Linked DNA regions of Mus musculus: regions 1 and 2 are each linked to region 3. The links are chromatin loops, found by intact Hi-C in ENCODE. Cell type or tissue: left cerebral cortex. All regions are shown on one strand. Each heading gives the region's core, and the rest is flanking DNA. Links, peaks and the distances in the headings are about the cores only.

Region 1 (8,446 bases), core at 2,016-7,015, 120 kb after region 3:
AGTACAACTCTAACACAACTCATGCCCTGTATTAGGTAATCCTCCAGAGACACTTTAGGTGCAGAGGAGACACATTGGGTCCTGTGTGGATGTCGCATCATTTTAAATAAAAAACTTGATTTTGGTTTTTGGTTTCTGTGAGGGGTCCTGGAGCTAGTCCCTGGCAGATATTGAAGGACAATATATTTAATGAACTAATTTTTTTTACTGTTATTTAACTTTATTGTGCTGTAATACACCATGCTCCAGCCTTTAACGATGGTCAAGGAAAAGTGTGACTCATGTGAGATTCACCCTTGTAAGAGGATACATATATGCCAGTGGGTTTTAGCACACTCAGAGTTGTGCAACTATGACCACAATTAACTTAAAATGTTTCATTACCCATAAAATAGATTTTGTAACAGCTTACCATTTTAAACTGTGGTTTGGAGATAGAACTGTAAATCTGTGAATAAAGAGGCCCACTCTACCACACGTGACCAAGTGGGCTGCTGGGTCCCTGGAGACAGGCAAGAGCCAAAATGGCCAGTGTTGCTGGGCCCCTGCCTGCTCTCTGCTGTGTCACAGTATGTCTGCATGGCTGCGCTACTCTGGAGTAACTCTCTCTCTCATCAAGCTCAGCTGTCCACTTGAGCATGCAGGATCCTTCATCAGTTTGGTTGGGTGATGACAGTAAACCTTTGGTGTGTACTGACTTCAAATCACTGGACATTCAAAATGGAAACCCACAACCACAGTCACCGTGACAACGAGCTGTGCACACAGCATAAAGTACCATAAGTTTGAAATCAAATCTTTCTGGGGTCCTTCAAAAAGGTATTGCCAGGGTAGTGAGAGACACTCAAACCCCAAGTCACACGGGCCCAACCCACTGAGCTCTGGAAGGCCAGGGGCTCAGATTTTCAATCTGGGATGAGAGGAAAGTTCTGGATGAGGGTAATGATGGTTACACAGCCATGTGAAGAAGATACTTAGGGCTTTTGACGAGTACATGGATAGCCAGAATGGTACACTTTGTGATACACAATGTATTTATCATCATTAAAGAAGCAGAAAGTAATAACTCACCTTTGAAGTTGCCAATGTACAGGCCCGGCAGGATCTGGAAGAGAGACATAGGCATGACTGTCACAGGATGCCAAGTGGACAGTGCTGCTGCCCAAAGGTGAGTGAGGCTCTCGCAAGCTGTCCCAGTCAAGCCCAGGACCCCTCACGTACCTACCCAATTCTGGTACCTGACTGACCTCAGCTACTAAGAAATTTTCTCAAAAGGTTACACTGTAATCTTTCAACCCCCTGCACTTAGGAGCAGGATGGTAAGCTGCTCTGGGCATTGGGAGAGAGCACCATCCTTCTCACACTGCACTTCCCTCACGGCCTTGGCAAACATGCTCTGTAATGCTCAAGATCTCTGTACACAGTGTCCCCTGCCAAGGGCCACTAACAGTACCACGGTGCTCTGTGACCCCATTTAGTGACACTGTGGCAGACCCGCTTCTCTGCTTCACTAGAGAATTCCCCAAGCCCCTACGGGAGAAGACTTCAGCAGAGCTAAGATGAAATACTTCACAAACACCCCATGATTTTCAAAGTACCAAGGCAAATCTTTGTCAGTCTTTTGCAAAGATAACAAAATCCAATTACAAAAATGCTCTGTAAACTAAAACCATGTCCAGTGACCTCCCTGCTACAATTTCCAGTTACACTTTGTCTGCTGGTTCTGCACATACCCAGACGCTGTAGTCACAACAGGCCTCCTGTCCCCTGCCTCCCGCCTCCTCAGTGCTACCCTCTCAAGGGCTCTATTTTTATGAAGCAGAGTGGAACAGGTACCAAAGCCCTCCTGTTTTAAAACAACAGTGTGTGCTCATCTTGCAGATGGACCAAGCTGGGCTCCCCAGCAGCTTCTGGCTACCTGGAGCTCTTCTCCCTTCATCTGCCATTCCCCAGGGTCTCCTGCCTTTACTAGGATGTGACATCAAAATACTAAAGGGGACATTCAGAACATGGCTCTTCTGGCCAATTTACATAATCTGGCAATACTGGACAAACAAATGATCATAAGTTCATCACAATTCAACCATATGGAAATGGAGACGTTCACAATCAATGCTGAGAAGGGAGTTATGCTGACACTTGCTGAAATGGCAAGGAAGGGGCTGGAGAGATGGCTCAGTGGTTAAGGGCACTTGCTGCCATTCCAGAGGACCAGAGTTCAATCTTGAGCACCCACACCATGCTGCTCATACTATCTGTAACTACAGCTCCCAGACAGCCAGCAGGTCCAGCCTCCTTAGGCACCTGTACACACAGCCACACGAAGATGTGCACACCTACCCATTACTAAAAACAGTATGTTAATGGCAAGGAAGACTCTATTGAAGACAAGGGAAAGATTAAGCTCAAGTCCCCATAAAAGAGGGACAAGAAGAGGGAGTGACTAGGAAAAAAATCCCTGAGAGGAGGCTCACTGGTGGATGCTGAGACTGGGGAGTCCCTGAACTGGCTTAGCTCATTCTTTGGTTATACTCTACCCTGAAAACTAAGACCAAGGCCTAGCCAAGAAGAGAACACACGGATCCTATGTAGGAATGAGGGGAAAGGGCAGGAAGTGGAGGTGAGTTAGGAGAGTTGGTCCTGCACTGAGGATACTCCACATTTTCTAGGTTAACCATTATGAAATGCTACCAAGAAATTTAGGATAGGTGAAAAGTGTTAATACACCTTGGAAATGTCATTGCAAAAAAGGAAATGTAACGTCATGTGGGAAATATAAGGTTTCTCTACCACAGCACCTCTGTCAATGGGATGGGTAGACATCTGCGAGGGCAGGCTTACATTCTCACCTTCCTCTGGGGGTCGAAGGAGCTCAACTCTTACTACAGAGGCCGCAAGGGGCCAGATAACCATCTCCCACGGGACTTTACAGCTCTAGTTTGAGCATATGATCTGAGTATGGACAATAATTCAGAAGCCACTTGGTGTATCCCTTGGCAGCACAGGCAGTGAGCTGGCAGCACACAAACACTTCAGCTGTGCTGAATCTTGGATTCCCAACAGAATGCTCTCAACTGGCTCCTTGTGGAGTCTGCTCCAGCTAAGTTAACCCTTGAGCTTTGTCCCCCAGCCTTCCCGGCCATTTGCCCAGTTCTACTAAAGTAGCTAGCTGTATTTGGATCTCACAGCTTACGGACGAGGTCCTTAGTATGGACTTTTAATAGCCAAAAAGGGGGCAGACTGTGTGAAAAGACAGGCTTCCGCCCCGAGCCTACTCCCTGCCACTGCTGGATCCGCCTACGCTCCAGTCGTCACACATAGCTTTCAGCATAGACTCATCGTAGGTTCTGCGCCCAGGCACTGACAACTTCCACGACTCACTCTCAATCTCAGTCCTACCCTTAGTGTGTCCCCCGGTCTCCCTGCACCTAAGGAGATGGTAATAGTATTCCTCTAACTTGGCTCCATGGACACAGGCAGGGCTCCCAAGTGCTGGATCCAGATTTTATGGGAAATCGCCATTTTTACCTTATTTTTAAAAATTCCTTAACTGTAAGATATATTAAGAAGGTCCATCTGTGGTCTGATTGTAGCCAATGAACGCAGTCTATGACCTCTCTATGTGCCACTGCATCAGGGTCCTTCCAGGACTGGTTCTAGGACATTTGTCCATCAAGTGATACATAGTCCCTTATGAAAACAGCACTGTATTAACAAGCATATATGTCCAGTCATCTCCAGATGACGATAGTAGCGGGTATATTGTATGTGCTGTGACAACAGTTGTACACTGTCTTGCTTAGGGAATAATGCCAACAAGGAATATTGTAAGTCCTGAGGATAGAAGCAGCCATTGCAAGCCTAACTACATAGTACAGAAATGAGACACAGGTGAACAGTGCTTACACAACAAATGCAACAGAAATACCATGGATCTAGCAAATGGTAAGCTATGGCTACATTAGTGGACTCAGCCTATGTCCTGATAGCTGAATGTACAGGTCTACCCGGTCACCTTCTGGGATGTGGATGAGACTGGAGAAGGTACCTGTCAGTATGAGGCTGAGGATTAAGACCGGGGTAGCCCAATCCTGATAGGTCTTTTTGGCAGGGCACAAGATTTACATTAAGCTATGTGAAACTAAGCAGGCCATAAAGAGAGCCTCAGGAAAGAGTCTGGATGAAGAAGTGTTGACTGACAATCATGGACGGTGAGGACTCTACACGCATTCTGCCAGGAAAGGAAAGGGCTGTGTCGGTCATCTTCTAACTTTGTTTTCTAGACAAGACATGGGCTGAACTAGTAAGCGAATTGCTCCCACCCATTTCTGTAGTTAGACTCTGGCTCTCTTCCATATAGAGTTACAAAACGAAATCAGGGAAGGCTGGTTTCTAACAGATTAAATAGTACTTGGGAAGACTTCTCAACCAGTCAGCTCTGTGATTTGAAGACGACAGTAAGTCTGACTCACCAGTTGGCTCATGTTGTTACTGTTGGTAACCTTTGGGCACAGAGAAAGAGAGAGGGAAGCAAACCAACTGGAATGACTTTCCAGAAGAAGGACGGTTTGTAGAGCAGCCCGCAGAGCAGTGCTCACCGGGACAACACAGGAGACCAGTGCGAACAGAGTCAGACCAGCATCAGTACCTGGTCTACAGCAGGGTGGGTCAGGGGTAAAAACTTTATCTCGTGACTTGGGGATGTTTTACTTCTCTAGAAGAATAAGCAGAGAGTTGGTCCTGATCATCTTTGTCATTCAGAGCTATCATTCTGCCTCTCCTGGGCCACCTTCCCTGCCATTTGCCCGAGGTTCCTTATAGATGTCTCTTCTGGTCACAAACTCCATATCATACTCTGTCCCTTTGTCTTGTCTTATTTTCTTTAGCATAGTTATCAGTACCCAGAACTTGTTTCCTTACTTTCTGGCTGATCATGAAGAACCAGGCAGGTATCTGCTCGTTTTCTGTTGCTAGCGCAGAACACCAAAGACTGAGCGGCCTCTAGAGGGAAGGTTTAGTTGGGCTTGCTATTCTGAAAGCCCTAGAACATGGCCTCAGCACCTTGTTCAGCTTCTGGTATGGGCTTGTAGTGCGAGGGCAAGTGGGTACATGTGGAAGAGAGAGGCTGAACACAACAGTTAACCCATTCCTGAGAGGAAAACATCAGTCCACTGATGAGAGCCCTGCCTCCTGTCTCAAATGCCTCCTATGGGACCCATCACCTCTCTGCTCTGATATACTCAGGAGTAAGATTCAACATAGCCTTGTGTGGGCATGAGCCACGTTCAAACCAAGGCAGGGGATAGCCCTTTCCACCATGTGGCATGCTGACAGAGGGTCAGTGAGATAGCAATGCAAACCACAGAGGAACTGGCTCTCTGGAAGGCCCTGGTCAGAAAGGTGCCTGCCTGTCAGCAGACAATATACACCGCAACAAGCAGAACCCTGAAAGGCAGAAGCACTTTGGGATCACATGAAAGCACCCAGTGGTTCATAGCTCCTTTTGATCAATACCCTTCACACTGACATATTACTAAACTCTAACACCAGCCTCACAAAAGCACAAAAAACGCAAATCCTTTGCTTATGTCCGAAAGAATTTTGCTTTCTGAGACAGGGAATTGTTTGCATTTATTTTTAACTTTTTCTTAGTATGCCACCCAAAAAGATGTGAGAAACTCCTGATGAAGCAGCTGACATAAAGCAGTATTTTGAGTGTGGCATCTGGATTCATCCTAGGTCAAAAAGGACTTTCTGGGTTTTAAACCCAAGGACATTTGGGAAAACCATGATGGATTCCCTGAGAGGTGAAATATCACAGACTTTTTAATATCCTTTGGCCAAAATTTTACCCAGTATGCATTCATAAAAAGACATATCTAAGTGACCTTTTGTATTCTTACATTATTGCCTTAAGCATCTGTTCAATGATATGTGAAATAAGATTGTAATGCTAAAGGAGAAAAGAGTAGGTAATCCGAGCTACCTGGGAGTCTACAGCAGGAAGATCATAAGTTCAAGACCAGCCTGGGCCATAATAGCAAGGTCTTGAATCAAAATAAATCAAAAAGGGTTGGAGATGTAGGTCAGTGGTAGAGCACTTGCCTACTATAAATGATGACCTATGTTCAATTTTTAAAAGATTAAAAAAAATGAGACAAGATTTAGACGGTATAGAAAAGATATTATCATTGTGGTGCAATGTCCGTCCACCAGCCCTGAATATGTTCACTTTCTAAAGTGGGTCCTCCATGACTAGAAAGAATGCCTAGGAGAGAGGCTTCATGTTTCCCTATTTTTTTCCCCACTATGGGAACTAGCACTGAGCCTAGGCAGCAGCAAGTGTGGAGCAGTACAACTTGAATGGTGGATGGTTGGATGGATGAATAACACAGCCAAGTTAGCTGGTGACAATGGAAACAGTGCTTAGCAGGACAAAAATGTGAGACTTCCAGCTCCTCCCCATACTTAAACAGTGCTTCCCACAGGATTAAACCCACTCCTTGATAATTAATTACTCAGTTCCAGCTCTAATAAGTCTCAGGGGATTCTGAGACAAAGAACACAAGACCAGAGAGGTAGGCAACTGGGAACAAGTGTCCCCCACTCCCCTGGAGGGGGGGGAGAGGGACACCGCAAGGTCCAGAGATTTGGGGTTGCCCCAGTATAGGAGAACACAAATGGCACCCACTGGCTAGAGGCCTATCTAACTCCCTGGGATAAGCAAAGGCCTCCACAGCAAACAAATGTTGTCCCAGACGCCGGGTTAGCAGTTGCTGAGGACCCTTCCCTATGCCAGGAGCGTGCACCCCTTTGGATGACAATCCTTTCCTCACTCCTTTTTCGTCTTACACAGAAAGTCATTCTAAATACATGTCAGCCACATCCGAGCCACCACTATGCTCAGCAGTGGACAAAACCAAGAACTCTGATCACAGAGCCCATGTACTACTTACAGTTTGTAAAAATTCACCTAAAATTCTCCTTTGCTTTTCCTAAGAATTTGAGTAGTGACTGGGAGAGGCATTGTTTTACACATCTGAGAGAGAAAACGGAGACTGGATTATGCTAACCACTGAAGGTCTTTTAGTTTTAAGCATCTATGAATCCAGGAAGCGAAAACTGGACTTTTTGATATCCCTGCCCTCTTAGCAACAGAGGGCTTCTCGTGGAAAATCCCAGCTGAAGGGAGAGTAGGCCTCCCACTAAATGCCAGGACAATATCCTTGTCTGCCAGGAAAGGCACAGGGTAGGAAGAGACCACCCGACTAGTCAGGAGAATGCTCATGAGCTAAACAATACTGGCAATGTCTGGAGGAGAAGATATCAGAGCCTGAGGTCCTTATTTCCTGTCCCCAAATGACACTCTTAAATTCCAAGGCATCACACAATTTGCCTGTAATCTTAGAATCACATCTCCATCACTAGCATCTTCTCTTGATTCGGTAAGTACATTGTTTTTTGCCGGGTGTGGTGGCACACACCTTTAATCCCAGCACTCGAGAGGCAGAGGCAGGTGGATTTCTGAGTTCAAGGCCAGCCTGGTCTACAAAGTGAGTTCCAGGACAGCCAGGGCTATACAGAGAAACCCTGTCTCGAAAAAACAAAACAAAACAAAAAAAAAACCACAAAAAACAAAAAACAAAACAAAACAACAACAAAAAACTACATTTTTTTTTCCTTTTCTTTTCCCAACTAGGGAAAAACAGAAACCCTGCTCCAGGTCAGACAATAACACATTAGAGACCTCTGGGTAAGGCTCTTGGTTACCAGCATCCAGTAATTTACCTCGCTGCTTCCTTGTCTTGTAATTCCGGTGATACCTTCTGATCTCAGATTAAGATGTTTACTCTACCAGGGAGCTTTTGCCTGGGCTGAAGATTACCCTCCTTTGGGATGACATCTACTTTGCTTACACACTAGAAGTTATCTTTAGAGCCTGATAAACTCCCCTAGCCCCATCCATCCCATACACGGGTATGGGGACATAGTAATCTGGGGTAGGCAGCGCCTGTTAGCCAATGGTTGGTTTTTGAGCATTTAAAATGTAGCAAGTACCTAATGAGAATTTAAGACTCCACAGGGAAAAAAAAAAAAGGTATTGCATAAATAATTTATTTATTGGTTGCGTGTTAAAATACTTTAAATATTCTCAGTTTAATAATATTCTTTACATGGTGATCATCTGTTCTAACTCTTCAAAGAAATTTCACTAGGAAAATGTAAATGATGTATCTGGTTCACATTATATTTGTACTGAACAAGCAGTGTCCTACATTGAGGAGGTCTGTAACAGACTTCTTGGTCCTTTCTGCTGGCTTTCCTCCCTCTGTTCCCAAAAGCACTACACCTAACATATATTCAGTACAGACTGTAAGTATTGAACCACTGAACATCTACATTTCTCTGTCCGTATAGTTTTCCATCTCTACACTAGAAACTGTGT
Region 2 (8,446 bases), core at 1,101-6,100, 180 kb after region 3:
GGGAGAGGGCCCCCTGTGGTTGATTCCATCTCTGAGCTGGTAGTCTTGTGTTCTATAAGAAAGCACGCTGAGCAAGCCAGGAGAAGCAAGCCAGTAAGTAACATCCCTCCATGGCCTCTGTATCAGCTCCTGCTTCCTGACCTGCTTGAGTTCCAGTCCTGGCTTCTTTTGGTGATGAACAGCAATGTAGAACTATAAGCTGAATAAAGTCTTTCCTTGTTACTTGGTTGTGATGTTTGTGCAGGAATAAAAATCCTGACTAAGTCAGGCTCTACATTGACAAATGATCTCCCCGGGACCCCTTGTAGTAGCATGACTCTGGACAATGTGTTCCTCATATTCCCATGTTGCTCTCATAAAAAACAGCCTCAGAGATCTTTCTGTTCACTCAACAAGAATTGCTTTTCTAGAGACACCAGCTCCGAGGGGTACTGGTTAGTTCATATTGTTGTGCCATCTATAGGGTTGCAAACCCCTTTAGCTCCTTGGGTACTTTCTCTAGCTCCTCCATTGGGGGCCCTGTGATCCATCCAATAGCTGACTGTGAGCATCCACTTCTGTGTTTGCTAGGCCTCAGCATAGTCTCACAAGAGACAGCTATATCTGGGTCCTTTCAGCAAAATCTTGCTAGTGTATGCAATGGTGTCAGCGTTTGGAAGCTGATTATGGGATGGATCCCCGGGTATGGCAGTCTCTAGATGGTCCATCCTTTCGTCTCAGCTCCAAACTTTGCTGCATATGTATCAGAAGATGGCCTAGTTGGTCATCAGTGGAAAGAGAGGCCCATTGGTCTTGCAAACTTTATATGCCTAAGTACAGGGGAACACCAGGGCCAAGAAGTGGGAGTAGGGGGTGAGGAGAGTGGGAGGGAGGGCATGGGGGACTTTTGGGATAGTATTGGAAATGTAAATGAAGAAAATACCTAATTAAAAAAAGGAAAAAAAAGAATTGCTTTTCTACATCACAATTTGATTTCTCCCCCACACTCACTGCTGTTTTGAAATGTAGAGTTGGTACATGCTGATTATGTAAGGACTGGAAAATTATGGAAAAATAAGTTCAAAATCACAAAAAGTCTGATAGGATTAAGGAGTGATTGGCATTTGGCATCTAGTAAGTGTTCTCACCATGGTAACCTTTAGCATGACGTCAGTCACACTCAAAGGGCACCAAGAAGCCACAAATTGCAAACCAAAACCAAATAGGGAAGCGAGGCAGGGCATCATGGAGAATCTGTGTGGCAGACACTATTGGCTTACCCACCTATCAGTCTCCTGCTCCTGTCTCTGTTCTAGACATGAGCATTGAGCCTTTTCATAGCCTCTCTGCCTCCTGGGTGGCTGTGTGGCTACATATCTGGTCATTGGTCATTGACGTAGCAAATGAAATCTATCAAGTATCTCCCATGATAATGCTTGATATTTTACTAAAAGAAATAGTATCACCTTTTCTTATTTCTTCCCTTGACTACAATACCTGAGATAACAACAGCTTGCCTCTATGGTGCATATTAAAAAGACTTGTGGCTGAATTGTGTCCAGGTAAAATTCATATGTTGAAGCTTGGATGCCAGGACCTCATATGGAATTATATTTAGAGATGGAGTCTTTAAAAGGTATGTGAGTTAAACTGGGCATATTAGGGTGAACCATAATCCAGTCTGGCTAGTGTTCTAAGAAGAAATTAGAAAGTGAAGAACAGTGTCAGGACACAGTATGAAGATAGCCACTACAAGCCAAGAAAAAGGACCTCACATGTCTATTTGGTGTCTGTCATACACACACACACACACACACACACACACACACACACACACACACACACACATATGTTTGAGGCATCCCTGGACAATGAATACAAATGCCTGATTACTTAAGTTGTTACTTTCAACTGAAAGAATTCTGAATAATTTCCATTTCTTTAGAAATGTGTGTGTGTGTAGTGAGATTTAAGATCCACATAAGATTTTATAGTCCCTCATATCACAACTAAAGAAATATAGATTTTTGGTTTTGGCTATGCAGTAGCTAGATTTTCCCCCCTCAGTGCCAACACAATTTTTTTTTTGGTTTTCGAGACAGGGTTTCTCTGTGTAGCCCTGGCTGTCCTGGAACTCACTCTGTAGACCAGGCTGGCCTCGAACTCAGAAATCTGCCTCCCGAATGCTGGGACTAAAGGCGTGTACCACCAATTTTTTTTTTTTGAAGAAAATTTCTCAAGTCTTCACAAGAATCCCTCCAAATATTATAATGAAAGGAAGTTTTACCTCAACTAAACCAAAACAGCAGCATCACTGCCATTGAAACAGGTAAACTGCAAACTAAAGTCTAGGTGCCTCAGAGTCCAAACTATGAAAACTGACAGTCGATAACAATGAACGTTTATGTACTTATTGGCCTTTCAACGTCCTTAAGTCATCTTGTCCCTGAATTCTGGTATAACCATAGGGAAGATGGGTGCTGACGGCTTTGGGCTTTGTCACCTTCGGAAAGGGCACTGCAAACCAATGTCTGTCTGCAGCTGCCAGATGCTTCACGGGGCTGTGATCCTCGGGAGTCCTTGGCTTCAGAGAGTGTCACCTCTGAAAGGTTTTGCCCACTAGTAAAGTAGATCGCAGGTTCTGAGAAAGGACAGGGAACCTCAAAACTAGGTGTGCTGGAGTTGAAGGTCAGTTAGATAATTCAAAGAAGTGCCAGTCAAATACCAAAGCATTATGACTAGTGACAGCACTGTCGACCAACACCTGGGTAAACTCAGATTTGCCCATAGCCACTGTGCAACTGGCAGAGAGACAAACCTGCTTAGTGCTGAGGGCAGAAAGAAAAAAAATTCATCCTATGATGGATGCTTTCCTATTTTCTTCTTTTCTTTTCTTTTTTCCTGTGTGTGTGAGTGCTTGCAGAGGTCAGGAGATAAGCTTAGCTGTGGTTCCTCAGCTGCCATCAATCTTCTTTATGTTTATGAGATTATCCCTCATTGGAACTCAGCAAGTATGAATGTCCCATCAGTGAACCCAGAAGGCTCCATTTGCCTCTACCTCCCCAGCACTGGATTATGAGTGTGTGCTGCTAGTCCCAGAATTTGCGTGGGTTCTGGAGACCAAGCTCGAATTCACACGCTTGCAAGGGAAGCACTTTACTGACTGAAATAACTTTCTAGCCAACTGCAGTGTTATTTCCACTGCCAAATAAGAGAATCGGAGGACCCAACATCCATAAATAGGAGAGAAACTAGACAAACTTTTTGAAGCTATTAAATAGAATGTGAAGGTACACGAAAGTTCTGTAAGTCCGATCAGTAAGTAAAAATGTAAGGCTTTACCTGTGTGAGTGTGCGTGTGTGTGTGTGTGTGTGTGTGTGTGAATGTGTGTACATTTGAAGGGCTTACATTACTTCTCAGTATTAGACATAGGTTAAGGAGATGGTATCCAATGGGAATGGAGTTTAATTTGGGGTTCAGGGTGTCTTTCATCTGGATTCAACACAAAGCACCAGGACTAGCTTCTCAGCTGCTGCCTCCCAGAGCTGTCACCCTCAAAGGTGGGTCCTACCAGGCTGTGAGAAGTTCCCAGGTTTCACTTCACATGGCCTGAAGCACAAAGTGCTGAAGGGTCAGCCCCACGTACCACACATGCTGAGGGGTTTCAATTTGACTTTTGAGAGCTTTTAAACCTGAGGGACAACACCAGCCACACACACACAGGTGAGTTTCATTGTTAAAACCATTGAAACCGGTTTGGAGCCACAGAGCCCTCCTACACCCCTGCCAGAGCCTCTGTCCACATTTAGATATTATGGGAGGGGTATGGTCCTGAAACTTGGACCACTTGTGTCTCTGGCAGAATTGTGTACCTTCCATTTTTTTCTCCTTCCAAAAGAGGGTTTTCCAGAGTAAGGATGCTAAAATGGCCCAACTCTGGGGTTCACCAAGGTCTTCACACATTGAGGGAAAGAGAAACCACTCCTTTGAAAAAAAATCAAAGTTTCCAGGGGCAGTTTATTTTAATTCTATTCTGGCTTATACAAATAGCTAAAGAAAGTATGTCTCCTCAGTCCAGAAGGGTGAAGACCATTTTCCAACAGAGACCAAAAAGGATTAGTAGACAAGCCAAACAAACAAACAAAAAACAAAAACAAAAAAAGCAAAAAAAAAAAAATCTAATCAAAAGAATGAAAAAAAAAAGCTTTTTTTTTAAATAAAATTTTACCTCAAAAAGTTTGACAACTATTAAGCTAGAATAGGTAATAAATGAGCATGACCTTACACGAGGTTTGTTGTAAAGCATATTGCATTTTAAAATATTTACACGCTGTAGTCTGCTGTTGCTGTTTGGTTTGTGTCTTTCTTGCTTTCCTTACTTCTTCCTGCCATTCCAATTGCCTCCTTTCCTTTCCCATCCCTTCTTCACTGCTCAGACTCTTGGCTGCATTTCCCACCCACCATCTTTATTCCCCGAGGAACCTGATTATGTTCGGGTATCGTTGGCTGAAACAAAACATAAAAGCCATTCTTCTCCCAGGGGCTGGTCTAGAAGAGAATGTGTCATCTTGTGCTGACCGATGATACAAAAGGAAGTTATCTTGAAGTGACTCAGAAATACTCTCCTCCCTAAAAAGGGAGATGGATACCAAAGGAGAAAGGCCAGATCAGAGCCACTGACTTCCACATTAAACCACGACAGAAAGAGTCAGTTCTCACTGTCACTGTGAAATATGATGTCTGGCTTTCTTGAGACCTATTAAGTAAATAGAATGCCCCTGTATTTTGAGCCATGTTTTTAAATGTTACTTCTAGCCAGAAAGGAAGAAGGAAGGAAGGAAGGAAGGAAGGAAGGAAGGGAGGGAGGGAGGGAGGGAGGGAGGGAGGGAAGGAAGGAAGGAAGGAAGGGAGGGAGGGAGGGATAGATAGACAATACATAGAAAGATAGACAGATGGTGTAGTGGCGGTTGACACACACATCTTGAGCACATAGAATGCTTCAGGGCTAGAGGAAAAACTTCAAGGGTCTTGGGTTGTAGAATCTCAAACCCCTTGACTGAGATGGGCATTCCTGCAGCACAAGTCTGTAGAATGACTGCTGCTTCAAACAGACCAACAGACAGACAGACAGACAGACAGACAGACAGACAGACAAAACACTCAATATTTGGTTACAAGGGACATAAAGGATCAAAGTGAAGAAATCTGAGGAAAAGGATTGCAACATCAATACCATCCTGTGTGTCGCCCTTGGAGGTAGCTCCCTGTTACCCCAAGAAGCCTCATCACAATGCACACTATCACAGCCCAGGAGCAAACATTCCTCCCATGGTGCAAATCTATGGTTTTAGAGTAAATAGCAACTATTACCTAATGAACAATAAGAACAAAAAAGCGCCAAAAAACCCTCATGTGTGTATGTGTGTTGGGGAGGGGGGGTCTCTTGATGATGATTTTCTTGGAGACGCTTTCCTCTCTGAGAGTCATGCCACAGTAAGTCAGGCATCCATCCCTTCCAGAGCTTTTCTGAGACTCTAGCTCTGCATGTCAGCAGTACCAGGCTCTGAGTACCACAAAACTGAGTTGTCTCATCCTGAAATGCCCACAGAGGAAGTTATGTCCCAGCTATGGGGCTTTGTAATGAACCACAGACGCTGAATACCTGGTAAGCTTTTCCCTCGCCACTTTGCTTTCTCTGCCTCCTGAGTTTTCCCCAAGTTACTACTTTCCTATGGAAGCTGTGTTTCCTTGGGTGGGCACTGCATGGCCAGGGCACTCAGCATCATGACAGTAGGTCTTAGAGGACGAGAAAAGAACCAGGAAACATGCAAATGTCTGGGTCCTTTCCATCAGCATGTGCTCTGGATCCCAGAAGGGTAGAATGGGTGCCCTCTCCAGACTAGGTGCTGTTGCTCTGGCCTGAGAGAACAGGAGCTGTCCTCAGAGTTAAAGTAACATGTGCAGACGTTCATGGCCAGCACCTGAAGCAGAGATGTGGGGACTAGGTTTGATGTTTTGGGTTTTTTATTTTTTGGGTTTTGCCTAAGTGGGAGCGGTGGAGGGGGGGGGAGAGGTGATGCAGCCATGGAAGGAAGAAGCCAAGATCAAGTGGGCCTGCTAGGGTATACAGGGTCCTCCCTTATTTGTGGAAGTACATCTTAAGATCCCTAGTGGATGCCTGAAGTTACAGATGGCACGGGACCCTATATATATAGTTACAAAATCTTAACTTACCCATTAGACACAAGGGAGTGATAATAAGAACAGAGAAACAGGAAAATAATAACATACTCTAGCAAAACTTATTTAAGTCAATTGCTTACTTCTAGAATTTTCTACTTAGTGTTCATAGGCCACAACAGCCGAAACTTTTTAAAAGTAAAACTGCAGGTAAAGTACCAGAATGAGTAAGATAAGAATAAACACATATGAAAATTCCATAATAAACACCATTATCATGTATAGTTGACTAAAGACTAAAATATATTATTTCAGAGATTCCTGGATTAAAGTGTACTCAGCTTTGGTCTGTGTCTTCCTGTTTCTACCTCCTCTTTACCTCCTAATCTCTACAGTAGAGATGGTAATACTGCCCAATGGCATTGATATTTAAGTTGGCATTAAGAGTGACTATGAACATGATACAGTACTCGGCACAAAACAAGCATTCACATGATATTTTAAATAATCTAGCACATAGTTGAAAAAATATGTTAGCAAAGAGTTGTGAGGAACACCACATACTCCAAGGAGTTTCACAGTGAGGGAGTTCAATATTCTTATTACCCACGTGTGTATTTGATATTCGGGATGCTACACTTTCAAAACCCAGAAATCAGTGCCGCTCAATCAGCGCCATTCAGTGCCTTATCAGATTCCACCAGGTGGTCAGCAGAGCTAAGAATCAGTGCCAGGGGGTTTCCGTGTGACACTTTTCAGAGAACCAATTTGTTTTCAGCCTCTGAGATATGGGGTGGGAATGCAGTCGGTAGCAAGTCCTGAGTAACAGTGGCCACTCTGCCACCTTCTGGGTGCATGAGGAAGGCAGTGGTCTGCTGACCCGGACAGTAAGGTCTGAATCAGGCTTCCAGTATGACTCAGCCCTCCTTCCCTGAGCCTATTTTCGCAAAGGCTGTCAAGATGTTCACATGCAAGACGTTCGGCGATGAAGGATCTGAGTGATTTCTGGAAATAGCTCCGCTGGTGAGATGCTGACACTTCACAGATTCAACAATTTGTGACAGCCTGAGTCACCGATAACAAAGCCATCAGCCAACGGTGCTTCTCACATGGCAGGCCTTGCAGAACCATGAGAGGGTGCATCCAAACAGCCTGCGCCATTTAGGAAGCAATCTGGAGTCAGGCTGGCCAAGGTGTCCCTTCTGAGCAGAGCAGCCAAGTGAGGAAGGAACCAAAACCTTTATCTGCTCAGACTCCTGAGAATCAGACCCCAGTGGCTTCCGTCTGGGGTCGACATCATCGTTATCCGCTTTCCTTGCCTCGTAGGTTGAGACGTGCCCACATTGGGGCAGTATTTTTTTGCCCTGTAGAGAGAGAAAGACTCTTGTACTTTACCAAGCACCAATTCCCCACCAATAAACGTGGGGAAGATTTTCTGGAAGTGCCTTTCCCCTCTGTGCATCACATGGCTTCATGTGCACTTCTAGGGTGTTCACACTTGCTGGGCACCTTGTCCGCATCCAGCTGATGCCCAGTTGTGCTGTACTTAAAATTACACCAACTCTTGCTTCAGCTCAAATACATCCTCTCTGAACCTCTCCTTCCTCTTCTGAGCGTGGAATGAAAAATGCCATCTTCCTTAGCGTTGTTGTGAAGACTTATGGGCGCAGGTTACCTGAAGAGTCTAACGCAGAACCTGAGATACAGTCAGGTTGTACCACAGGGGGTCAACTGGCCAGTTTCACGGAGAGGACAGTGCCGCTCTTCTCAGCACCCAGTCTCACCAGCAGGAGGGCTTTAGAAACGTCTAGTACATGAACCGTGGTGAAGCTGTTGTTGTCCTGCTTTGCAAGCGGAGGATAGGTGAATTTGTCTGTTTAAGGGAAAGTGTATGCCTGATCTAGGAACTTGGCTTCTATGTTCTTCCTCTAGGAATTTCTCAAAAAGTTTTTCATTACAAATGACTCACAGCTAACTGTCAAACTGGTGTGAGTAATGAAGTATAATTATGACTTCTCACAGTCCCAGAGGTTTTGCAAGGACCAAACACTATATACAGAGTCATGGTCTCATGCTTGACTCTTGGGATTCTAGTATCTTCTAGACAGCAGATCTGCCAGGTGTCACAGCCACTCAAGACTGAGAAGATAGTGAGTGTACTTAGGAATGATGGGCTCCTCGAAGGTTCTCAAAGTCCTCGCCTCATGCCTCAGTGGCTAAGGTAGAGTTGTGGGAATCCTTATGACTGTGAATGTTCTAGAGCAGTGGTTCTTACATTTATAATTG
Region 3 (8,446 bases), core at 1,533-6,532:
AATACCTGTCACCCAAGGCTAGGAGCCACAGCAGAGGAGTGAAGGCCAAATCCCTTGTGGATGATGAATCTCTCTCCTGCTCCCATGCGGAATCTCTGTGACACCCAGAAGAGACGTTTAAGAATTCCATAAGCTTGATGAGCTGTGTAAAAGCAGCAGCTGTGTTTATTATCAATTATTATTATTATTATTATTTGCTTAGAAAATGAAAGGCAAACGGTCTAAGACTAAAAGATCGACTGTTAAGGGCCATGCAGCACCTATAAATGGAGTGTGTTTATCCCAGCAAAAATAGACAGAGCAATTGTATGTTACAAAGGTCCCAGAGGTGGGACCCAGAGGAAAGGGTTTACTGGCTCACTCATTCCAGTCATCCTCTATCACTGGAGGAAGTCAGAGCAGGAACTCAAGCAGGAACCTGGAGGCAGGAGCTGAAGTCCAAAGAAAGCCCGCTTCCTGGCTGCCCTCCGTGTCTTGCTCAGCTTCCTTTTTAGAGAACCCATGACCACCAGGCCAGAGGTGGCACCACCCACAGTGGGGAGGGCCCTGGCCCTCCCACATCAATCATGAATCAAGAAACTGTCCCCACAGACTTGCCTCCAGGACTGCCTAATGGAGGCACCGTTTCAGTGAAGGTTCCCTCTTCCCAAATTATTCTAGTTTATGTCAGGTTAACAAAAACTGGTGTGAGTTGGATGTCCCTTGAGGGTCCTTGTGATTAACTGCCTGGTTTCCAGGGTGGAGCCATTTGTAAATGGTAGAACTTTTAGGAAGTAGGACCCAGTGTGAGGTTCTTCCATCAGGAAGATATGCCCCAGAAGGGACTGTGGGATCTCAGCTCCTCCCTAACTTCCCGTGGGAGATGTAAACTTCCCACACACATGCACACACATGCTCAAGTTCCTCCAATCTGATGTGACTGTAGAAGGAGTTCTTCTCCAGACATGAGCTGATGCAAGCCACAGCCCACACCTCCAAGACTGAGCTAAATCAACTGCCCCGGGTATTTTATTGCAGTACTGAAAGCTGACTAATGCTTTGAGCTGACTGATGCAGCCAACCTAAATGTCAGCAACAGACAATTAAGAAACAAAGTGCGGTGCTTAGTAACACGGGTTCACTGTCACACAGTCTTGGAAGACCTTTTATTTTACAAGTGAACAGCAAAATTGCATTTATACTGAGATTGCAGCCAACACATGAATATGCACAGGCATTGGAAGCGTCCAAAGAAGCTTTTGTTCTTTGGTGGGATGTTCAGGAGCCCTTCCCAAGAGGGGTTGTACTGAAGAGCCCCGCCCCAGGGCATGTGGTGCTGAGGAGCCCCACCCCCAGGACATGTGATACTGAGGAGCCCCACCCCCAGGACATGTGATGCTGAGGAGCCCCACCCCCAGGACATGTGGTGCTACTGAGCAGGAGGCAGAGAGGGAGAAGAGCTTCTAGCTTTCCATGTGTTGCTTCCTCCACTGCACTCTCTGATGTCCCAGCACTAAGGGGGCAGGGTGCCCATGAGAAACAGGTCCATCCTCCTGGACCTTAGGCCTTAGTTATAATTACCGTGCAGTTGTAACTTGTGAACTACATACAATCCACAATGACCACCACCACTACCACCACCTCGGGATTTCCTTCACAATCACTTAAGTATCTGATCAGGAAACAAATATGGTTGACATAGAGGCTTAGAAGCTATGGAGGTGACTATGTGGCAGAACGCTTCAAGAGAATTGAGGGAGATCTGTTTTGTAAGGCATGTGATCTCTGGCTCTGAATTGTTCCTAGAGGTCTAAAAATAGGACTGTGCATAAATGGTTCATTGACCAGTGCTGGATTCATCGGAGGGGAGAGGTCATCCACGGTTGATCCTATTGTGAGTGTGTGTGGTGGGGGAGTGACAACAATCAGGGCCACTGTGTTTTCTGGGAGGCTTGACAAGGTCCACATCCAAACTCAGGAATCCCTCCCCTGGAGCCCAGGACTGTCCCTGCATATGGGTGGCCTCCATGTGTCACTGAGCCTGGGTGCTGACAACCCTGGGTCTTTAGAAGCATATGCAGAGGAGGAGGCAGGCTAACCAAGGGACTAGGAGGCATGATGGCAGATGGAGTGTGTGTGTGTGTGTGTGTGTGTGTGTGTGTGTGTGTGTGTGTCCAGGAGAAAGCTATAACAACCTGTCACAGTGAATCAGTAAAGGGAAAATCAGCTGTTCTTGACAGCCTAGCTCATGTCCCAGGCCTGGGCCCCTCCCAGGAGTGGGGCCAGGTACTCTGGCACATCTCCTCTGTTCTGAACCTGCATCCTGACTGCTCCCACACAGACTGTGACTCATCAGTCAGTCCATCCAGAGACAGTGGTCCAGAACTTCCCTGTGGAACATGGAAGAGGCCACATTTCTTAGTTGTTGCCAGGCAAACCAGGACAGATGACTACCCTACCCTTATGGGAGAGCCTTCTGGTGCCATACCACGATGTTGATAGAGTTCCTAGACAAAAAAACTGCACATGGTGGCCACCTGCAGTCTGAAGGGAGATGCTGTAACCTTCCTGACAGCTTTGCAGACACCTCTGCCTTCCAAATCTCTCACTGTTAGAGTACTGAGCAGGCGCATAGCAGCGTTGGAGGGGGAGCTTGAGGTGTGGGATGAGCAGGCTGGGCCAGCTGAGTGGGCTGAGGGAAGAAGGGGAGAGGCAGGGACTGAGGTGTGAGCTGGTAGCAGGCAGGCTCCTCCAGTATATTACTCATGTGTGTGCCCTTGGCAAGGGGAAGGAAACACTGGCACACTGTGCACCCACATGAGACGACACAAGTCACTTCCTCTCACATGCTGCCTGCCGTAGTAGGTGACTGAGGGAGCTACACTTCAGAAATATGAAGTCTTTCCATGATGTCTGTAAACAGCTGAGACTATCCAGAAAGGGGAATGAAGCTATAGATAATAGCCTCTTGAGTGGCCTGCAGCCTCCTGGCTTCTGTAGGCAGTAGTAGGCTGGGATGGGATGCTGGAATCCAATGTGATGGTAGATGGGAAGGGCTAGGATGGGGCGGGATAGAGTGAGGTGGGGTGGGGTGGGATGAAGATGGACACCTTCTGGCTGGCCTGGAGTTTGGGGCAAAGACTGTTTTGTTTATTAGGAAGATGAGACAAGAAGCAGAAATCTCAGCAGACAGGACAGAGCCCCCACGCAGGGAAGTTTGGTCCCAAGTGTGCCCGCATTACCGAGCCTGTCTGTGGTTTGTAGTGTAGCATCCCTTCTGTGAACCACAGATAAAGGATGGAAACTCAGCTGCATATGAGATGATGTGAGGGAAAGGTGTCTGACTGACTGGAAAGTGCTGGACAGATGCCAGATGCTTCATGGCTACCTCAGCCACAGGTCAGAGGCCACAGGTCACAGGTAACAGAGGGGTGTTTATCACACAGCCCTGGCCACTGCTGTGTCTCCATGTGGCTGCAGTGAGATGGTCTTGCACAATAGTTTTCAGCAAGCTGACTTCTGAGAACAGCTTCTACAACACCCTCTCCTCAGGCTCCACAGTTTCCAAGGCCCAGTCTGGCAGGAGTGACCTAGCTACACCCTGTCAGCCTATCATCAGGATTCTTCTGGGACATTTTGGTTTCCTTGTGTTTTCTAATATTGTCAGATATCCAGTCTTACATTGGGGCCGTTGCATGGGCTTGCTGCATATGCAAAGAACAAAAAAATCTTATTGTCAGTGCCAGTGGATTGGTGAACGTGCTTGGCGCTTTACTTCAGGAAACAGGAAGTCATTTTCCTTCCTGCTAGATTCAGATAAACCTGAAATAAAGAAAAATGATAGATATTAGGATACTTTAATTGCTTTGTGCATCTCTGTTACATAAGAAGTAGGCTCTGTACTTTAAAATGGGTTTCCTGCTTGGCATGATGTCTAGCCTGTGTTCCAAGGGACAGAGGGGTAGGAGTCACGAACTCTGGCCATGAGTAGAAAGAATGGACGAGTGATGGGTGACTCTCCCCGCTAGATTAGTGGTGGTGGAGGGGGGTGGGGACAGGGAACGTGACCAGTGATTTAAAAGTGCTTTCTGCAGTAAGCTTAAAGTCTGTAAAATGTAAGCTGTGTGAGGCGTGTGTGGCATCCTGGGACCGCTGCTGCTGTACACTTCAAAAATGGCTAATGATGTCACAACTGTTTTCACAAAAATAGAATCAAATCCAGGAGACAGGACTCAGCTCAGTCTGCAGTTTGTAGCCCCAGTAAGCTGTTGGATGCTGGCCTTTCCCTCACAACATCATTATGACAGTCATAAGGAAGGGGAGGCCAAGGCATTGAGCTCTTTGCCACACACCCCGGACCCACCAACCCAGGGAGTGGGCATGCAAACAGGAGTGTTTCTAAAGGACATCAGTGGGCCTTTGTTAACTCCTTCATGGAGAAACATGCATAACCTCTGTGCTGCTTCATACATGTGTAAGCATGTACTATCCATGTCCTCAAGTCCACTACACGCACACCCTCCTTCCAAAGAAGGACAAATGAGGGCATGAAGACCACACAGTCAGGGTGCCAGAGATGAACTCGGGCTCCCCAAACAATCCAGGTGACCTCTCTCTCCTTCATCTGTCAAGAGGGATGGTTGAAATAGGACCTTCACACCAACCAGCTTCAATAAATCTATTAACGTCTCTCAGCTGACTTTCTTTTTTTTTTTTATTTATAAAACAGAGTTTATTCAGGGCATGAGAAGGGAAGTTAAGAGGGTAGTAGAAGCAGAGAAAGGCAGAGAGAGAGAGAGAGAGAGAGAGAGAGAGAGAGAGAGAGAGAGAGAGAGAGAGAGAGAACACTAACATGCCCTAAAGGAACACTGGGCCACGCAGCTTCTGCCAGGTCCACACACTCTCACAGTACCATTTTGCTCCCTTGGCGCAGGGAAGCCTAGTCACTCTGGCTGCAGGGCTGTGATTACAGGCCCCTGAGCGCTGCTGTGGCCAGGTTCACGTTTTGCGCCGTTACCCTAACGAGATGCCACCTTTAATTTTAGCTAATAAGGTAGAGATCTGAAGAAGATAGAAAAACTAAAGGTAAGTGCTCCTGTCCTGTCCTTCTGAGGATGTGGACCTCCTCGAAACCCAGGTTGGTTAAAGTCTCCCCGCTGCACCTGTCTGTAACTTTTAAACCAGCATCCACAGTCACGATGAGATTATCAAGCAGAGCAGCTGCCTTGGAGAACAGTAAAACCACTCCTCTGGATTAAAGGTGGGCTTACTATGTACTACAGCTGAGGGCATACCCAAACAAGCTGCAGGCGGGAGTCTGTGATGGCCACCCTGGTCCCCTCCCAAAGGTACATAGCAGCATTACTTACAATAACCAAAGACGAAAGCCATACACACACACACATCGGTCAGCGGCCAGACTGATAAGCAAAATGTAGCAAGCAGTAGGATGCTACTGGGCCATGAAAGGAAGGAAATTCTTGCCCATGCTACATAACAGCATGGATGAAACTTGAGGTCCTTGTGACCCAAGCTATAGGACAGTCAAAAAGGGGAAACATTGATATGAAACTGCTAGAGGAGTTAAATTTGTGGAAATGCAAGGAAGAATGGAACTCGCCAGGGGTCTGGGTCGGGGGGGGGGGGGAGATGAGGGTTTGGGTTTAACCAGTGCAGAGCTTTAGTTTGGAAAGAGGAAAAGGTCCTGATGGTGGATGGTGGTGACAAAGTCACAGCCACTTGGCTGGGTTTAATGCCACTAAACTGAGTAATTAAAAATGGCCAGGATGATGGACACATTTTAATACACATGTATTTTAAAAGTTGGAGCACACATTTCCTCCGTCTTGTATTCTCTACATGCAGCCCAGAGCCTGATGCTCTTCACCTCTTTCTAGAGAGGACACAATGCATTCTCTTAACCTGTACAACACTTGCTGGGGAGACCAGCCAAATACCATGCGGGGCATGACAGCCGGTGGCAAGAGGTTTAGGTGTGATGGTGAAACCAGGGATGGACAGTCTTCTGCATCACCACAGGAGACATCTGTAGCGTAGCTGGTATTTTCCAATCAGAGCTGAGGCCAGGGCCAAGCTGAGACAGTGGCCAGAAGTCACTGGTTCTACTTGGAGGGTCTCCCCATCTATGAGTGGGACCCAGCCTAAGCCGTCCCTCTAGGAGACTGTTGAAGCGCAACTCCAGGTCCCGACAGAGGATGCAGGTTCCAGCACATGAGAAGAGGTAGCAGAACGGAGAGTATTGATCTCCTGAATATCCGCATTCTAGCCCTGGGCCAGAGATGCAGCTTCTGTAGCCTCCACCCATCAGTGCCTCGGGCTGATAGAGATTCCTGTCTTTCCCCTCCTCACTCGCTCACCTAATCAAAACCAAATGAGGCTGCTAGCAGGGAAACAGCCTCTAGTGTTTCAGTTCATGCCAGTATCAATGGCCAAGGATCTGGGGAACCACAGAGCGTTTCTAATAACTGAAGAACTGTGTGTGACCCGGGCGTTTTCCCCTTACAAGCTGACAGTTGATCAGCAGAGAATGAAAATGCAGTCATTGAAATGAGTCAGAGCTCAGCCTTTTCACTTGGCCACTCTTGCCTCTATCTGACCCCAGGACCACAGCCTTTTCATGTATGTCTTCCCCGCCCGGCCCAGCCACAGGACTCCCCAGCCTAAGGTATGCACAGTTACCACACTTCGTGAGGAAGGGGCAGAATAAACACAAACGATCCCTGTGTATCCTCGCTACAACGAAGTGACTGTTTCTAACAATGCAACTCTCACTGTGATGATACAATGTTTATTCCCTGGGCACAATCTGAGGTCTACTCAAATCATATGTCTAGGACCAGCTGACTTCTCCCTAAATACACTGGCCATGTCTGGAGATTCTGCCCCTTTCTTTGAGAGGCAGTTGTGGCCAGTCCAAGCCGGGGCTCTTTCTCACTATGCTCTTGGTTATTTTAGGCTTATCTCAGTGACTCACCAGTGAAATGTAACCCCAGTCAGTGGGTGGTCCCTGGGGTATTATAGCCTATCCCAGCACACAAGGTGCAGGTAGGGAGGAGGTCAGCTGCCCAGGACTCAAGTGTGGTTCTGGGGCTGGGCACTCACAAAGCCACTCAGAAGCCGGTGTTGTCATGAAGGGTGAAGCAAAACTGTGACTGAAGGACTTAGCCTGGCCCATGGTAAGCATGCTGCAGGGGCTGTGGGAGGCCTTTAGGTGCTGGGATTTGGGGATTTGTCCACACTGTCTAACTTTTCCTGGGGACTCCCATAGAGGGTGTCAAACCAAAAAAAAAAAAAAAAAAAAAGTCCCATGTATGGCTAGTTTGCTATTACAGAGTCAGGGGTGATTCAAAGGCAGCCACACCTCTGAAAAGCCACCCCAGCATGGGGGACAACTCACAAAAACTGCACCCCTGCAACTGTCTGCACAACTTGAAGTAGGGAGCCCTCTCTCCAACAATTCCTACTGCTTATGTAGCCTTAGGGAGGGGGCCCTGAACCACTTTTAAGTTCAAGAATTTCCTGAGACTTGTGAGTTCTTCCCTTCCTGAACCTTATAAATTGTTTACTTCTTAAGTCTTAATGAGCCTCCCTCTCGGACAGACTGTTTCAACTGGGAGAAAACAGTTCCAATGGTCTCACAAGAGAGAAACCAATGAAAGAGAAATCTAAAGGAATTAGTACCATAGGCAGATAACACAGGCTGGGGGGATGTTGGTCTCCAACCCCCATCCTTCCTGCTGCCCCTCAGTACACCACCTGATAGGTATCACTAGCCTAATGCCCTTTTGTAGAGGTGGAAACTTCTCCCTACATACCAACACACCAAGTAGAGGATGTTGCCCTGAGGAGAATCAGGATTCTGTAAAAAAAATAAATAAAGGGGTGTTGTAGAGTCAGGAGGGAAGGATAAGGGGAGAACACATTTGTAATCCAGCTCCCACCAGGATTCCCAGCCCCCAACAAGGAAAGACTTCACATTGGATATGTTCTCAGCTTCTGTATCTCAGAAGAGACCAGCAAACTGTGTTTGATGGGTGGGTGGTGGTGGTGGGGGGGGGGGTGAGAGAGTGACACTGATGGAACTTTTGGTGATGGCTGTCTGTGTTCGGCCTGTCCTTACCTTTCTTGACCTTTAAATGTCGATGTTCCCAAGTTGTCACAGTGATCTCTCCTCAATTTTTTTTGTTTTTCCCTTGTAAGTTTAGGATTGGCAATTTCTAGGGACTTTATTAGAAAAATGAATACTATGGCTGCCCTTGGAAGGGAAAAGGTTTTTTCTCCCCACCCCTAGCTCTGATGCTACTAGAAAAAGCTTACTTTTGATGTAGGCTGAAAGAAAACAGGAAAAGAGGAAGGAAGGGGGGAAGGAGGGAGGGAGAGAGGGTCAGAGGGAAAGGAAAGGAATGGGAAAAGGGAAGGGAAGGGAAGGGAAGGGAAGGGAAGGGAA

What was found. A loop is a pair of places that touch in the nucleus more often than their neighbours do. Peaks named below come from ENCODE experiments on the same cell type or tissue, not always from the same donor. Only the 100,000 strongest peaks of a DNase experiment are listed, where the experiment ranks them.
Region 1: a loop joins it to region 3, with 9 times the contacts of the local background. A loop is called at or near these places in 2 of 42 quality-filtered maps.
Region 2: it touches region 3 in a loop (11-fold over the local background); 3 of 42 quality-filtered maps call a loop at or near these places.

Annotation. Positions count from the first base shown.
Region 1 is chr13:30,661,464-30,669,909 of GRCm38, reverse strand. Dusp22 (dual specificity phosphatase 22) reads right to left here. Exons shown (of 7, transcript NM_001037955.4): 2 at 1,072-1,105. Among named protein-coding and RNA genes, the nearest start is that of Dusp22, 5.6 kb to the right of the region's middle. In left cerebral cortex, for the core only: no CTCF peak of the experiment used is centred there; DNase peaks (open chromatin) are centred at 3,061, 3,274, 3,719 and 4,389; H3K27ac peaks cover 4,567 bases.
Region 2 is chr13:30,602,740-30,611,185 of GRCm38, reverse strand. Gm35109 (a long non-coding RNA gene) reads left to right here. Exons shown (of 4, transcript XR_001780836.2): 4 at 1-222. Among named protein-coding and RNA genes, the nearest start is that of Gm35109, 7.9 kb to the left of the region's middle. In left cerebral cortex, for the core only: no CTCF peak of the experiment used is centred there; DNase peaks (open chromatin) are centred at 3,114 and 3,588; H3K27ac peaks cover 245 bases.
Region 3 is chr13:30,780,665-30,789,110 of GRCm38, reverse strand. No RefSeq gene overlaps it. Among named protein-coding and RNA genes, the nearest start is that of Irf4, 36 kb to the right of the region's middle. In left cerebral cortex, for the core only: no CTCF peak of the experiment used is centred there; DNase peaks (open chromatin) are centred at 2,575, 3,215, 3,620 and 4,191; H3K27ac peaks cover 1,636 bases.